2 separate regions of the Homo sapiens genome follow, and region 1 is linked to region 2. Evidence: chromatin loops called from intact Hi-C (ENCODE). Cell type or tissue: psoas muscle. All regions are shown on one strand. Region 1 overlaps LINC02102 (long intergenic non-protein coding RNA 2102). Region 2 overlaps SRD5A1 (steroid 5 alpha-reductase 1).

The links. Peaks named below come from ENCODE experiments on the same cell type or tissue, not always from the same donor. Only the 100,000 strongest peaks of a DNase experiment are listed, where the experiment ranks them.
Region 1: a loop joins it to region 2, with 2.8 times the contacts of the local background. A loop is called at or near these places in 88 of 110 quality-filtered maps.

Annotation. Positions count from the first base shown.
Region 1 is chr5:6,703,189-6,705,688 of GRCh38, reverse strand. LINC02102 (long intergenic non-protein coding RNA 2102) reads left to right here. Exons shown (of 3, transcript NR_103771.1): 1 at 1-581. Among named protein-coding and RNA genes, the nearest start is that of LINC02102, 3.3 kb to the left of the region's middle. In psoas muscle, no CTCF peak of the experiment used is centred here; DNase peaks (open chromatin) are centred at 908 and 1,258; H3K4me3 peaks cover 720 bases; H3K27ac peaks cover 2,293 bases.
Region 2 is chr5:6,636,393-6,638,892 of GRCh38, reverse strand. The region is part of intron 1 of SRD5A1 (steroid 5 alpha-reductase 1); the gene reads right to left. Among named protein-coding and RNA genes, the nearest start is that of SRD5A1, 4.2 kb to the right of the region's middle. In psoas muscle, no CTCF peak of the experiment used is centred here; no DNase peak of the experiment used is centred here.

The DNA.
Region 1 (2,500 bases), 67 kb before region 2:
TGGAGTTTTCTTTCAGTCTTCTGCTTCTCCTGTTGCTTCCTCTAACTGAAGGAAGAATCAGTCCATGGCTTCTGCTCCATGCTTTCTGCTCTTGGTTCAGGCTCCAACTTTCCCATTAATGGAAGAGAATGGCTCTCCTGCTCCCAGCTGTAATGAACTAATTAATTTTTCTATCTCTCTAATCATTCTCTATTCCCTGCCAAACCCTCTGGGTGTCTGTTTTGTTCTATTGTTCAAGCCTGGACTTTGAGGGTAGGCTGGGGGCATTGCTAGTCCCCACAATTGCTAATCCAGGCACTTGAGTCATTATCTTCTATACATCACACTTAACAACCAGAGGGAAGTGCAACCTCGTGGGCCTCGGAAAGGAAACCACCCACAGACTTGTGCGCCTTCTTCGCAGGCCAGGCTCTCCTTCCCCCATGGTAAGAAGGTGAAGACTTGGAGATTGGTGAGTCAGGCAATCAAGGTCAAATTGACATACTCTAGAAGATTACATGCCGTGTGGAACAGTACTGGGCAGTGGACCCACTGGGACAGGGGCTCAGGAGGCTATGGCAGTCCCGCAGGAGATTCTGGAGGTAAGGGGTTGAATGGGGAGCAGCGTTGATTTGGATGCAGCATGGATTTTGAAGTAGAGCCAGCCATGGGGAGCTAGTGGGGAGGGAGGCAAAGAGTGAACAAAGCATCCGTTCGGGTCGGTGGCCTCAGCCATGGATGAAAGTCTTATTTCCTGAGATGGGGGACACTGGGTGGAGCAGGAAGCATCCCTCTTTAGGAAATGCTAGGTTGGAGATGTCCCTCGTACATCCCCAGGAGACAGTTGGACACAGAGGCTTGCATTTAGAAGAGAAGCCAGTCTGGAAAGGGCCGTCACGGAGCAAGCCCTGCCTGGCTGGCATGTAGCAGAGCTGCATGGGGTGAGCTCACCCGGGCGGGGACGGGTGTGGAAAGCGCAGAGAAGCAGGGTAAGAGCAGCCTGAGGGTGTGGGGGGAGGTGGATGGAGACGTGGGCTTGTCATTTGTCTTTGAGAATTCGCTGCATGGCATTTTAAACCTCTTTAAATTTCTGAGTAGGTTTGAGGTGTGTGTTGTAAGTTTTCAAGGCCCTATTCAATAAAATATCTGGGTAATTACTACACTCAGGAAACTGGCGCAAGTCCACTGAGGCCTAAAAATAGCAAGTTTACAGACCTGTGGATTCTTTTCTCATGACAGTGAGGCCTCACAGGCCCTGCCAGGCAGCCCGGGAGGTGCAGGCCCCCCTTAGAGACACAGACAGAGGCTGGACACAGAGCCTGGCTGGCCGAGACCTTTCCAGTGAATTCTGTGCCACCAGAAGGACAGGCATAGGCGATGGCTGGTGCCCTCACGAGGTCACCAGTGGGCTGTTTGTTGAGAAAAATGCTGCTTGTAATTTTACTTTCCTTCTGAATTTTAGCCGTTTTCTTCTGAATTTTAGCCATTACACGGATGATGGCTAAAATCACAAAGGGCACAGAAGCACAAAGGCCAGGGGCAAGGGTGGGGAGAAGCATGGGACAGCCACATTCTAAACATGGTGGTGGCATCCTTGAAAACGAGTGAATGACCGAGGCAATCCATTTCCGAGGTTTTAATCACATACATAATCATTGGTTGTGAAAAAGTGTTTCAACACCAGCGAAGACATGACCACAAAACCAATGTTTAGGGAAAAACACAGAAGACATTATTCACAGCTGTTGTCTATTCATTTACTTCTTTGAATTGGAAGAGTGGTTTTAGCTGTGAAATGCCTCCATGCAGCTGGGAAAACGTGGTCTCTTCCATAGGAGTATTTGAGGACCTCAACCCTGGGTCCGGACTCTGGTTTACAATTGTAGTTCAAGATGTTGGTATTGGAAGGAGGGGCCAGGAGAACAAATCCTCCTACACAAAGAGGCTTGCAGGAGATGTGTTACTGCCAGGGGGCTGTCCACAGTGTACTTACTTCTCCTTGAAGACACCTTGAGAAAGGACAGCGCATACTGGTAGTGATCTTGGCAACCTGTCTTAGGCCAGGCACAGAGGCTGAGATGGGGGGTCACTTTTTTCTTTTTTTATTTTTTTTGTTTGTTTGTTTGTTTTGAGACAGAGTCGCACTCTGTCACCCAGGCTGGAGTGCAGTGGCGCAATCTCAGCTCACTGCAACCCTGCCTCCCGGGTTCAAGTGATTTTCCTGCCTCAGCCTCCTGAGTAGCTGGGATTACAGGTGCATACCACCACTCCTGACTAATTTTTTTTGTATTTTTAGTAGAGACGGGGTTTCACCATGCTGGCCAGGCTGGTCTCAAAACTCCTGACCCCAGGTAATCTGCCCACCTCAGCCTCCCAAAGTGCTGGGATTACAGGCGTGAGCCACTGCGCCCGGCCTCTTCTTTCTTTTTTTTTTTTTTTTTTTTAATAGAGATGGGGTCTTCCTATGTTTCCCAGGAGTTGGAGACCAGCCTGGACAACATAGGAAGACCCCGTCTCTATT
Region 2 (2,500 bases):
CTAACAACGTGAGACCATTGAAATCTATGGCACTTCCTAGATTTGGGTCTGTTCCTTTCACCTAGCCTTTCCTTCTGTAAAAGACTTTTGAAATGATGGCCAAATTGCACAGCTGCCAACAAAGCATGCTTAAAATAAGTGCTTGGCTATCATTATTTCACTTTTCATCATCCTACACTTTTGAATAGAAGTTTTTCTTTTCTCAGATTATTCCAATCTATGAGGCAAGGGCCAAGGATTCAGTATGCCCTTATTAAAACAAATTAATTAGAAGGCCATCAGGCTGAGATGGTGTCTTGTGTCTTACATAAGCACATGGAAACCCAACAGTGGAAGGAAACTTAAAGCAATCAGAAACTGCCAATTGACTTCTAATGAGAGATTGTTCCAAGGAGAAACCACCCACTAACCTCCGGAACTTTCCACTCTGACCAATCAAATGCTTCCTTTGTCTTGCTTGTGCAAACACGTCTTACAAAATGGCTTTCCCACACACCTTCTAGGTGGAGCTCATACTGCTTGTGGTTTGGTGCTGATTCATGAATTGGTCTGCTCCAAAAAACGCTATGACTTCTTTTTAAGATGGAGTTTAGTGCTTGTTGCCCAGGCTGGACTGCACCTCCACCTCTGGGTTCAAGCGATTCTCCTGCCTCAGCCTCCCAAGTAGCTGGGATTACAGGCATGCGCCACCACACCCAGCTAAATTTTGTATTTTTAGTAGAGACAGGGTTTCAGCATGTTGGTCAGGACGGTCTTGATCTCCTGACCTCGTGTGATCCACCTTCCTCGGCCTCCCAGCGTGCTGGGATTACAGGCATGAGCCACTGCGCCCAGCCTAAAAAAACTACAATTTTAATGCACCTGAGTTTATCTTTTAACACACTTCACCCTCAAAGTTCCCTGCTGTGTTTTAACATTACCCACCGCACATTTAAAAGTGAAGCTGGGCTAGGCTCCCCACAGGAGCCCATTAATAGGATTACACGAGAGATACAAGGAATCAAAGTAGGTGCAATGTTTTGAGGCACCATCGTCAGAGATAAAGACAGAAGCAAAGTCCCACAAGGTCATGGACCTGGCTGAGTACAAACCTGGGACAGGTGTCAGAAAGAGGAGGCCTCTGGGCATCTGACTGTGCACTCTGGGCACCATTTGGCCACCAGTCCTAACAAAGGCAGTCACTGAGGACTCCCGTGGCAAGCGGCACCTCCTGCTCAGGCTCCTCGGAGTTATTTGTTAAATGAATGTGCAATGCAGAGACAATCCCCTGACTAATTCACTGCTGATAGTGGGGAAGGAAAATCCATGAGCAAAGCAGCCTGGGTTCAGGGAATACTGAACAAAGCTGCGTGGGTGGAGAGAAAGAGCATGAGGTCAGGCACAGTCTGCAAAGCCCCCCAGCGACTCCGACACAGTTCAGAGCTAATGCCCTTGACTCCGGGAGACTTTTGCTGTGTCTAGCAAAGCAGGATTTACAAACGAGGGTAGAGAAAGACCAGTGGGGAAGAGTGAAGAAGCCCAGCAAGAACCAACACAGATGATGAGGACCTGGGTTACAGCACCAGCCCAGGGAGACAAAATAGAGGGCCAGGGAACAGGGTAAATGCAGCGGGGCGTCACTGTAATCACAGAGCAGAGGGCAAAGGTGATAGGAGTAGGCACAGGCTTCGGAAGGCCCTAGGGAGGCCTGCCAGGAGGCTGGGGAAGGCACCTGCCTCCAGGGGCTGCCACCATGCCAGACGCCACTCCATGCTCTACATGACTAGGGCCCCAGTGAGACGCTGCCGCCCCTGCACCCAAGAACCCAAGCGCCCTGGGATCAGAAGGAGGCTTCAGCACAGATAGGAGGCAGGCAATCCTTGTCGCTACCGTGAGCCCTAAAGATGTTCCTGAAAATGTCCTTTGCCCTCCTGGGGGAACTGGTCAGGACCACAGCTCGTCCTGCGTCATGGCTATCCCCCCACCCCAGCCCTGTCCCCTTCCAGGCAGCCTGTCCTTCCCTCCCTGGTGTTTGTGTCCAAAAGACCCCATAGATTCTCCATAACCTGTCTTTTACTCCTCAACTCAAAGGGAATGTCTTGTCACTATATCCCCAGCACAACGCCAGGTCCAGAAATCCTCACTGGCACGTAAGTCTTCCTTAAGTGTTTGCTGAATAAATACATGAAAGCGCACCATTCCCTCTATCCCTTCCTTCACCTTTCCTCCCTCCTTGACCTGACTGTCCTGTACTCATTGTTCCCAGAACAGTCAGTTGCTCTGGGAAGAGCTGTAGCTCTGCTGCTGCCTTCAGGCCTCATGGACTGTGGAAAGTCCCTGGACCTGGCTCTGGTCCTTGCCACTCCCAAAAGAGGCTCTAGTTCCCCAAGGCAGGGCCCAACCTCACTCCAGCGAAACCTCACAGGTCAGCACAGGGCCTGTGTGCACACCTGTCAGGTTGTGTAAGGTGGTACTGGCTCTGCCTGGCCAGCGCCTCCTCAGGCTCACTTTTCTCCTGCCT